Regions from separate parts of the Homo sapiens genome. Here all the other regions are linked to region 2. Evidence: chromatin contacts called from ENCODE Hi-C or POLR2A ChIA-PET data. All regions are on one chromosome and are shown on one strand. The core of a region is the stretch at or near the end of the contact, and the rest is flanking DNA. Distances in the headings are between cores, read along the strand shown.

Evidence for each region. Hi-C counts contacts between places; a loop is a spot of excess contacts on that map. ChIA-PET counts read pairs that join two places held with the same protein, here RNA polymerase II (POLR2A).
Region 1: a map of vagina shows a loop between it and region 2 (7-fold over the local background). The contact joins two enhancer-like sites. A Hi-C loop is called at or near these places in 1 of 168 maps with a recorded cell type or tissue (vagina). POLR2A ChIA-PET finds 5 or more read pairs at or near these places in 3 of 52 experiments (B cell, PC-9 and activated T-cell).
Region 3: a loop to region 2 is called in a map of IMR-90, with 2.6 times the contacts of the local background. The contact joins two enhancer-like sites. A Hi-C loop is called at or near these places in 2 of 168 maps with a recorded cell type or tissue (IMR-90 and left cardiac atrium) and 1 of 37 single-sample maps with no recorded cell type.

What each region holds. Positions count from the first base shown.
Region 1 is chr6:15,338,351-15,342,228 of GRCh38, reverse strand. The region is part of intron 1 of JARID2 (jumonji and AT-rich interaction domain containing 2); the gene reads right to left. Among named protein-coding and RNA genes, the nearest start is that of JARID2-AS1, 92 kb to the right of the region's middle. Within about 2 kb of position 1,433, at least 5 of the 41 ENCODE cell types and tissues checked have a DNase peak (open chromatin) inside an H3K27ac peak, as active enhancers do.
Region 2 is chr6:15,064,961-15,068,811 of GRCh38, reverse strand. No RefSeq gene overlaps it. Among named protein-coding and RNA genes, the nearest start is that of JARID2-DT, 180 kb to the left of the region's middle. RefSeq lists an enhancer at 1,365-2,564. Within about 2 kb of position 1,776, at least 15 of the 41 ENCODE cell types and tissues checked have a DNase peak (open chromatin) inside an H3K27ac peak, as active enhancers do; they include IMR-90, where a contact is called at or near this core.
Region 3 is chr6:15,472,404-15,475,743 of GRCh38, reverse strand. The region is part of intron 5 of JARID2 (jumonji and AT-rich interaction domain containing 2); the gene reads right to left. Among named protein-coding and RNA genes, the nearest start is that of DTNBP1-AS1, 72 kb to the left of the region's middle. RefSeq lists an enhancer at 1,108-2,307. Within about 2 kb of position 1,908, at least 7 of the 41 ENCODE cell types and tissues checked have a DNase peak (open chromatin) inside an H3K27ac peak, as active enhancers do; they include IMR-90, where a contact is called at or near this core.

The DNA of each region.
Region 1 (3,878 bases), core at 184-2,683, 270 kb before region 2:
CTGCCCAGTGGAACATTCTCCACCCAATTACAAGGAAAGATGCAGAAAATTATTTAAAAGCCAGACTTTGAGAGACTGAGCATGTGCAATGCTGCTCCGGGGATTGTTTCTGTTTTGTTTCTCGATGTTTTACCCAACTTGGTGAAGAAAAAGAAAAGAAAAATGGATACCACAAAATGGTAATAATTATCACTGTGTGGTATAAATGCTGTCCCCCCCCTTTTTATTTTAGCAGAAAGCCCAAATGTTCTAAGATAAAAATATATTGCTCTTGTAAATCAAATACAAAATAGGGTATGGAACTGTACTCAACAGGACTTAAATAGGATTGAAATAATGAAAGAATATTCACTCTTCTTTCTACAGTTTGAGTCATGATCAGTATCACACACCCTCCCATAATATTAAACTATGTCATTTCATTTGTTTAAACATTTATTGAGTCTATCAATGCAGATACTATGTCATCTTGCCCTTAAGCGGGCACTACTCTAAACTCTGCCTTTCATCGATTTCTCTTTGCCATTTACTAACAATAAAGACTAAACCCACAATAGGTGGCAAACTTACTTGGCACCTCTTCAGTCACTGCTAGAGTACAGTATTACCCCCCACCAAGAAATTTTATATACAAATATAAATTATTCTGATGACAAAACAGAAGGTCCAGTCAATGAAGTGTGGGAAGCCTTGTTGAAGCATGACTCAGTACCTATAATATGGCAGGGTCATGACGGGTAGGCAAGGTTGCTGGCACATGCCTATCTTACCCTGGAGGCTGGGGCCTGCCCTAGAAACTTTGTCTACTTTCCTGTGTGTTGCAGAGAAGCTGAAAGCCCCTCTGCTTCTAGACCTTACATTTGCTGTTTCCAAGTAAAATCATAAGTATACATAAGAAAACTTTTTAAATATCTTCCACTCAAATGTGGAAGAGTAAAAAAGAACATATGGGAGGGAAAAACATTTATGTAAACAGTAGGTACATGAAGCAAGAAAAAATGGGCTGGGCAGCAGGCATTATTTCTGCATGAATTTTTTATACTTTTCCATCAGCTAGGAAACATCTCAAAACTGCACAGAAGAACCCATCAAAAAATTTTATGTAACAGTGAAAATAACACTTTTTCTAACATCACATGGGCAGGAAGGAGAGCGTGGGTATAAAAGAAAAGACTTCCTTTTGAATACAGTCTCTTTTGTTTCACTTCTTTTTAAAAGAGATAACTGTCCTTGGATATAGAAAGTGTATTAGCACCGCTTCCTGCTTCGAGGTGGTCAGGTCTTTGACCAGGTTTAAATTACTATGCAGAGAAAGACTCATCCCTTCCCAAGACACAGCTTGGAGGCAAACATCGTAATCCCATAGCTGACTTCAGGACTTCAGATAGGTCATAAGGCCAACTGAGTGTTATCTAAAACTATCTTACATTCACACTCACATTTTTCCCACTAAAGAGGAACGAGACACATTTCTGACCAGCAAACGACCAAGTAGGATTGAAATAAAGATCACGGCCTCAGCTTCATAAATCTAACTCTACCATCATGGCTATAAATGGGGCACAATACAGAACACCAGCAGGGCTCCTAAGTCCTAGGAATGAATGAATAAAAGTCTGCCCCAATATATTGTTTCATATATATCACCTCATGGGTTTCTCCAATATCCATCCACTACAAAGACCAGCCAAAGCAAGATGAGAGTAGTCTTTATAAACCTGAAGGTTGGCATATCTAGTCAAGGAATCACAACTACTTTTCATTAGCACCAAACTGGTTGTTCATAACTACTCCCAGGTAGTAAAATCCACACCCAACTAATGACAAAGTATCAAAAGTACAATGATGTCGCACAAGTCACAGATTGAGAATCAGGCTCAGAAATCAGCCCATTATTGTACCTGCTGTATGACCTCACTGGACATCAGCTTCCTTCATTTGTAAAGTAAGAATGAAAGAAGGTGCACACAAATTGGAAAGGCCATGCTCAGCACTTCAAAGGCACCCCAAATTACTTGGCCCTTGTTCTTTAATAACTTTATAGACACAGCCCATTAGAACATGGCATCTGAGGCCGGGTGCAGTGGACAAAAATACAAATGTCAGTCGGGCATGGTGGCATGCACCTGTAATCCCAGCTACTGAGGAGGCTGAGGTGGGAGAATTGCATGAACCCGGGAGTCAGAGGTTGCAGTGAGACAAGATCACACCACTGCACTGCAGCCTGGGCAGCAAGGCAAGACTCCAATTCAAAAAAAAAAAATTAATGCCAAAGATCATAGAGATAAGAAGTGAAATATACTAACAGCAACATTGTCCTCTGAGTTTTTTCTCCCTGGTGAAAGAAATGAAACCTTGTATGGGAGCAGATAAACTTTAGAAGAGAGCTAACTGGGCCAGGCATGGTGGCTCACGCCTGTAATCCCACCACTTTGGGAGGCCGACGAGGGCACATCACCTGAGGTTGGGAGTTCGAGACCAGCCTGACCAACATGGTGAAACCCTGTCTCCACTAAAAATACAAAATTAGCTGGGTGTGGAGGCACATGCCTGTAATCCCAGCTACTCAGGAGGCTGAGGCAGGAGAATCGCTTGAACCCAGGAGGCAGAGGTTGCGGTGAGCCGAGATCGCACCATTGCACTCCGGCCTGGGTAACAAGAGCGAAACTCTCTTAAGGAAAAAAAAAAAAGCAGGGCGGGTGGGGCGGGAGAGATAACTGTTCTTGCCCTATCTTTAGCAGTTAAGAGGTGCACCCTGGGAATACCTGCATCTTCTCTCTTTTTTATAAGAGACTGAGGTAGCCACTTTCCAGAGGTCCTCTAATGTAATTTCTGGTCCCAGGGCCAGTTTTTGCAACTTCCTCCTGATATCAGGGGCTGCCTGAGTAATATATTTATCCTTTAGGATTAGCTGTCCCTTGGCTGAATCAGGAGATAGGGAGGTGTGCTTTACTAAGGCCTCTCTTAGCCTTTCCAGGGAGGCAGTGGGATTTTCTCCAAATCCCTGGTCAATCATGGACAACTTAGTATAATTGAGAGGCCCGGTCCTAGTTCTAGGTAAGCCTTCCATTATGCACACCTGAAAGTGTCTCCGCTTCCCGTCTTCCACCTCGTCACTGGGATCCCATTTAAGGTCATCCATTAGTACTGCTCTTCCAGTTGGATAATGTTTGCCCCCTTCCCTGATGCTGTATGTGACGTAAAGCTCATCCCCAAATCTCTCTGCTGCTTGCAGAGCAGCCTGCTTCTCAGTGTTCGTCAAGGTCTTAATTCAAAAGTAACATAACCTCTCTCCAGGAGAGTTCAAATATTTTAGTGAAATTCTGAAAAGCCTCTATATATCTTATCAGGGTCATCTGAAAACTTGCCAAGATCCTCCTTAATTTGCTTTAAGTCCTGTAGGGAGAAGGGTAACTGGGCCTTACTGGGCCCAAATTCAAAGGGCATCTGCTGGAAGGGAAAGAGTGAGACTGGGCCTTGTTGAGAGCAAGAATTTTTAGGAGGGAGCAAGTGAGAGGCTGAAGCTAGATAGGGAAGTTGGGGTGGACCATAGGGGCAGGGCTAGAGGGAGCTGGTTCCTCTGCTGGGAGTGCCTCTTTACTTTCCTGGGCTTGCCCCTTGCAGCCTTCCCTGAGACAGCAAACAGGAGGGCTGGATCAATCCTATATTGTCGGCAAAGGTCTGGATTGCCTTGCAAGGTATACAAAGCCTGCACATATGGGGCCTCAGCCCATCTGTCCTCAATGTCTACAGATTTGCCAAATGGTATCAAAATAAATGGTTTCTTTCTGAAGCCAAGCCAGTCCTTTCTGTAAATCGTAATTTGGCTAAACCTTTGTGCAGAGGGCTACGACGCATTTTTCCTCCAGATTCTGAGA
Region 2 (3,851 bases), core at 527-3,026:
ATGTATTCACTGTTATATCATAATAAGACTCTTTATGCATGTATGATTTTTCACAAATACCTTTTATTAATAAAATTTCCTAATTTTACATGGTTAAAAGTGAAAGTGGCAGATCTGTAGTCTCATGATCCTCTGCTATGATTTATTGGTGAATTGCAAAAGTTAATGTAATTTAAAGTTGGCTCAACAAGGGGGTATTGTACTATTAGAGTCCATATTTCCAATGTGGCCTCAAATATATATAGTGACATTTGAAATGAAATATATTAAACTTAACAAAAAAGAGACAAACTCCTTTAATTCACCTTAAGTTGGGAAAAAGAATCAGAACCAGTGTATCAGTTAGGCAGCTTTCAGTTTTAACAACAGCTCAAATTGATTTACACAATAAATGGAACATAAACAGGCACGGTGGCTCAAGCCTGTAATTCCAACACTTTGGGAGGCCAAAGCAGGCGCATCACCTGAGGCCAGGAGTTCAAGACCAACCTGGCCAACATGGTGAAACCCCATCTCTACTAAAAATACAAAAATTAGCCAGGCGTGGTGGTGTATGCCTGTAGTCCCAGCTACTGGGGCAGCTGAGGTGGGAGAACTGCTTGAACCCAGGAGGTGGAGGCTGCAGTGAGCCGACATCGCTGCATTCCAGCCTGGGCGACTGAGCAAGAATCTGTTGCTAAATAAAGAAATGAATGAGCTGGGCGCAGTGGCTCATGCCTATAATCCCAGCACTTTGGGAGGCCAAGGCTGGTGGATCATGAGGTCAGGAGATCGAGACCATCCTGGCTAACACAGTGAATCCCCATCTCTATTAAAAATACAGAAAAATGGGGCCGGGCACGGTGGCTCATGCCTGTAATCCCAGCACTTTGGGGGGCCGAGACGGGCGGATCACGAGGTCAGGAGATCAAGACCATCCTGGCTAACACGGTGAAACCCCGTCTCTACTAAAAATACAAAAAAATTATCTGGGCACGGTGTCGGGCACCTATAGTCCCAGCTACTCGGGAGGCTGAGGCAGGAGAATGGTGTGAACCCGGGAGGTGGAGCTTGCAGTGAGCCGAGATCGCTCCACTGCACTCCAGCCTGGGCGACAGAGCGAGACTCTGTCTCAAAAAAAAAAAAAATACAAAAAAATACAAAAAAATTAGCTGGGCATGGTGGCGGGAGCCTGTAATCCCAGCTACTCAGGAGGCTGAGGCAGGAGAATCGCTTGAACCGAGGAGAAGAACTTGCAGTGAGCCGAGATCGCGCCACTGCACTCCAGCCTGGGCAGGAGAGTGAGACTCCCTCTCTAAAGAAAGAAATGAATGAATGAATGAATGAATGGATGGGTGGAATATATTGGCTTGCATCTACTGGAAAACCCAGAGCTAGGGCAGGCTTCTTGTAGCTCAGGGATGTCTCCGAAGATCCTGTTTCTCTCATTCTCTCCTCTCTGCCTTTGGTGGCTCTGCTCCATCCCCGCTCATCTCAGGGTCACAAGATGGCTGCCGGTAACTCCTGGACTACATGCTCCCTGTTGATATGTGTTGACAAAGGAGTCACTCAAAGACTAGGAAACTTCCTTCCTGAAGTCCCCAGCAATGTCTGCTTGTTGACCTAATCCAGTCTCTGGCTAGGGGAAAGGAATAGGCTGATCGGCTTCCTCTGTATCATATACCTCAGTCCTGGCGTTGACCCTCAATGACCAACAGAGACCAGGGCCTGCAGGAAAGGGAAGGGGAAATGACGCTGGGAACGGACCGCATTCAAAGTTTAACTGCAGCAGCTTACAGGTTCTTGATGGCGGATTCCTCACAGACTTCCCAGAAACATTGCGCATGGCGGTTGAGAGAAAAGGGTCAGTGAGAGGGGAACGGAGAGAAAGAGAACAGAAATCACACTGTAGGCACACGTTGTCAGGATTTAGCAATAATTCTCTAACCAACCCAAAGTGTCCGTGGGTGGAAAGTTGAAAATCATGTCCTGACAAAGCTGGCTGAGTCATCCCTACCCTCCAAGGCCTTCTTCCTCCTCCCTATTTATAGGACACTCTTCCAAGCCGCTGAGAGCTTCACCCTCTATTTAATTTTTCTTATGTTTATCTGACACTCTAGCCGTGGGCTAGTACCTCCCCACACAATGAGGGGTGGATCCTCCCAGAAGAACCTCCTTTAGGAGACCACCATTGCACTTAGTTCTCAACAGTGAGGGGATTGGCCTGGGATGATCTTTAAGCAGTCTCAGCCTCATTTATTCGACTTCATTCATTCGTTCGTTCATTCACTCACTCATTTTGCAAGTATTTATTGAGTGCCTATCACGTGCCAAGCATTATTCTATGCACTGGGTTGACAGAATTAAATAAAACTCTCAAAGTCTCCATCAACGGGAGCTTTCATAATAGAGGAGAAGATAGGAATCAAAAAAATATATTTACACTATAAAGTTAGGAAATGATAAATGCTATGAAGAAAAATAAAACAGGATTAGGAGCAGAGAATGTGGGCGAGGGGTTATTGACTGTGTTAAGGTGGTAAGGGAGGTCCTTCCTGAGGAAGAACCAACACACACAACCTCACAGTGACAGAGAAGAATCCCTGAATAATTAATTCATTAACTGATTGAATAGACCCAGAGCTGGGGACTCCCTCAGCCCTTTTCCCAGAAGAAGGCCTGTTTAGTTCAGTCCAGATTAAGTATAAACTCTTTGGTCTCCAAAAGAGGGATGAAACAAGCCATTCTACCTTAAAATTGAAAGGGCAAAAATGCAGAGGAGTAAGTATATAAATACTAGCTTGCCTTTAAATTCTTTGCACATTTGCAGAGAGCTTTATGAGTGGAGGGGTGGTCCTTAGAGTAAATCTGCCTTTTGGCAAATGAGCATTTTCTCCAAATGGGCCCAGATGGACTATCTTCCCCTCACTCGAGGGCTGGTTGGTGACGCCCATGTGGATGCAGGGGATGAAAGCACCAATTTGACCCAGGCATTCTTTGACCTACATGTTTATGTGGGGATTAGGAGTAGAATGAGTTGTCACTGAAAATATGTGCTTTGTGTATTTAGAAGATAAGTATTTTTTTTTATTGCTAATTAGTGTTGGGCTCACACACATTTGTCATGTTGCTATGTCAGATTCATTTGTCCTTTCAAACCCAACTGCCTTAATTAATCTTTCTCCATCCACTCTCTGTTACAGTCCGGCTATAACTCAGACTGCTGGGCTCTACCCTAATGGGATTTCTACTCAGGAAACCTTGAATTTTAAAGCTAAATCTGGTGTTCAAGAACATCTCATTGGGTCCATCCAAGCCCTAGCGTCACCCTGCCATAGTGAACTCCTGAAATGGGGAAATAGGTGAATTGTCTTGCTCACATTTTCTAAGACTTGGCCTTGGTGTCATTTTTTTTCCATGAAGCATTTCCTAAATCCACCCAAGAATTGCAGAACCCTACTTTCTTGGCACTCACAGAAGAAAGACCTTTACCTGTAGATTTCAGTGTCTCTGTTTTAGTTGGAATTTTATTGCAAATGCTTGTGATATGGTTTGGCTTTGTGTCCTCACCCAAATCTCATCTTGAATTGTAAAACCCACGTGTCGAGGAAGGGACCTGGTGGGAGGTGATTGGATCATGGGGGAGGTCACCCTCATGCTGTTCTCGTGACAGTTGATAGTGAATGGGCTCACACCTGGCCAAGTACTTAATAATTTTATCAAATCTCATCCGACTTATATGTTTCTTAAAAGACAAGTGGAATCCAACCCCAATAGAAAAACCTAACTGACGGTAAATCTAGAAAATTCTGGTAAATCTGGTAAATGCTGGTAAATCTTAGAAAATTCTTTTTTTTTTTTTTTTGAGGCGG
Region 3 (3,340 bases), core at 659-3,158, 410 kb before region 2:
ACTAACTATATCCAAACCGTTCTTTCCATGCAGCCAGAGAACTTATTTTCATCTAAAAGCACAGCTCGTGTTTTGCTTCTATTCACCAAGGCACTCCAAAATCAGGGAACAGGGGTAAGGGCAGAGCATCACAGCTTCCTGAGGTCGCAGGTGCAGCACGGCCTGGCTCAGGTGCCTTGTCTCATGGCACAATGTGGGGCTAGTGGGTTTATGTTGAAGAACAGGTGGTAGGCGATTATGCAAGAGAAAATGCTAGTTGCACGGCGAAGCGAGGACCTGGGCCTCCCTGGCAGTTCCACAGCACCTGATGTGGCCTGAGATGTGGTGCTCTCCAGGACTCTTTCCTCTGTCTGCAGTTCAGAAGAGGCCTTCTTCAGGTTCAGAAAATTGCTAACCTCTTTTCTGACAGCACCTGCACCTGCAGAGCTCCAAGCTTCATTAGATTTGCAAGGCACTGGTGCCTGATTGCCTTTTTATTGCAAGGAACCCTCTATAGGAAGATCTGTTTCATTTTATATTATGTCACATTTAAATAAATACTCCCTTTGATGACTGATGGATACTCATAATGAAATCCCATTATAAGAAATTTCTAGGAATTCCGCTCTAAACTTACAGAGAAATGGACCTCAGTGAAATTTTGCAGGAAAGAACTTTTAGCTGCCATGGGAACTGTTGCCAACATTTGATCTGTATTTATTACACATGAAAACAAAGCTCTAGGTGATCCCAGCAGTCTGACCACTTGGAGGATTCTTGTGTAAACGACTGGTGTCAACCGGGATTATTACTGACTTTCAGCAACTCAGCCTTTGCTTGGAGGATGCAACAGTACACCAGTTTTCCTAAGGGTTATAAAAGAATGAAGAAAACAAAGTATAGATAGCAATGTAAATGGGGTTGAAGACACGGTGGGATATAAAAGTTTTAATCTGGACAAGTCACTATTATCTCAGGGAAAGAAGAATGGATTACAGGGACAAAATTTTAGTTGGGAACCTTCACCCAGCTGAATAGTGATCTTGGAAATGTCATTTTCCTTGAACATATAACAATGGCTGGCATCCACCATTAGAGATCTGAATGGCTCTACTGCTGCCCATGATACAGCCTCATTGTTTCCTTATGCTGGGATATAAATGAATCAATGACTGGACAAATTAATGCTAATCTACTCTATCATGCTGATTTCACAGAAGTAGAAATTAAGAATCAGAGAAGCTAAGTAAATACCTTGCCCAAGAACACACAAGCTAACGAGTAGCTAAAAAAAAAAAAAAAAAGGCATGCAACTAAGTTCCTGATGACTGTTCGATGGTGGCAAAGACATTCCTAAGAAATGAACAGACAAAAATGACAACAAATATGCATATTGAGCAACATGGCATTACAGTGTAATTTTAATCATCTAGAAATGGTTGAGGAAGTAGCAATGTTGGGCATGAGAATATTCCACAGCTGAGAATATTTAATTTTGAAAGACTGCTACACTTAGGTTTTTATCAATTTTGGATGAGATGATCAATAATTTCCTTCTCTACTGTTGAAAATAGTAACTTCAGAAATACTCTTAGGTTCAATTAGCACCTCTTGCCTGAGGGATTACTCCCAATATCACAAGTGTTTCCTTTAATAAACTGACGTCAGTTTGTTTCCTTGTCATCTGCCTTGATATAAAAGCGGATGTGAAATAGACTGGGGAAGGCAGCACAGCTAGCCAGCTACTGAGAGCTCAGTGTTCTTCTACAGTACTGCCTGAACCTGAGGCTGACATTAGCTTTCTTCAAAGCTGACTTTGGTTTCACGAAACCACCATGTTCCCCCGGGTCATTTGAAATCGGAGGAGCATTCCAAGTGGCCTGTATATTACTAAGCTGGCTTTATTCCATTCCCTCCACTGGCGTCATAAGGAAGCACTGACATCCTGTGGATTGTTACTCTTTGGCTTCCAAGGCCATTCAAGCCATGTGGCAACAGCAGGAAGGACTCTGCAGAGACCTATATCCCAGGTAGTGGCTTGTGGGGATTTTTTCTTTTCATATGACTTCACAAAAGACTTGGTACTCGGATGCCTACAAAGGGACAACAAATACATAAAACCCATAAATATACACAAAAACTACAAAATGTCTTAATGGAGCCCCAACGATCACACCACCCCCCTCTTAAGGACCTTGGTATATGGGTGTGAGGTGGGTGGCAGGACACAAAGCGGGGGGGGGGGGGGGGCACGCACATCAGAAGACAAGGGAGACAAGTCACCCAGGTAGCATCACCAAGTGACAGGGAATGACAAAGATGAATGAGACACTGAAACCTGTTTCATCAGGAGAAACACACGTAAAGACCTGAATGTCTTCTGACGTTTCTGACAGATGTGCCAGGAGACATCATCTCCCATTAGCTCCTTGTGGGTAGATCCTATTGCCGTGTTCATCTGTGCTATCTTTCAGAGCGCTTACGTCAGCACAGGGGCTTACATTTTTCTCATTTATACAGAAGTTAATCTTATTTGATTTAGGAGAGAAAAGGTAACTCCATAAATGGTTAATATCATTCACCACTGTTAACATGGCAAAGATTCTATGATTATGTTTCAGCACTTATCACAATAAAATGAGTTTGAGCTCTCTCCAAATCCTCCACAAATACAGCAATTTCGGGAACATGTAAATATGAAATCTTTCCTAACACGGGTATTCACATTTGCTAAAAACTCACAAATTCTGTAGGAAAAATTCTAGTGGAGTTGGTTTCGTGCTTGTCTCTTTGACTTGCACAGGAAATGGAATTTTTCTGACCAGGTTAAGATCTAAAAAATGCCCAGGCATAGCAATAGAAAGAAAACCTCAGACTAAATAAGATTCAAACTTCCCTATGACGCTGCTGAAGAGCAATGAATTAAATTGCAGAGGGACATGCCCAGGAAGTGAGTGCCTGCTCAGGAACGGGCAGGCCTAACACAGACTGAACAGGGAAATGGCTGGTGACTCTGGACAACAGAATGGGACAGCAAGAAGGACTGCAGTCTGGACAGATCTAAATACAGGTCTCTTGGGCCTGCAACAATCCCCCCACCAAACTTCCCCTGAAGTTCAGGTGCAGGCAAACAGACTGCACAGCCCCATGGCTTCTCCCAAGATGGTAGTTCTGGGACTCTGCTGGGTTGAAATCAAAGAAAACCCATTCACAATTCAAATACGACATAATCAAAATGGTAGACACTTGGAGGTTGGGGGCAGGCCTAATCACAGATGACATCAATCTAATTAAAATTATAAGCCAGCTGCTCAGGGATGTGAGAAAGGCCTTTCAGTTTGGTTATCTACAAGTCTCAGAA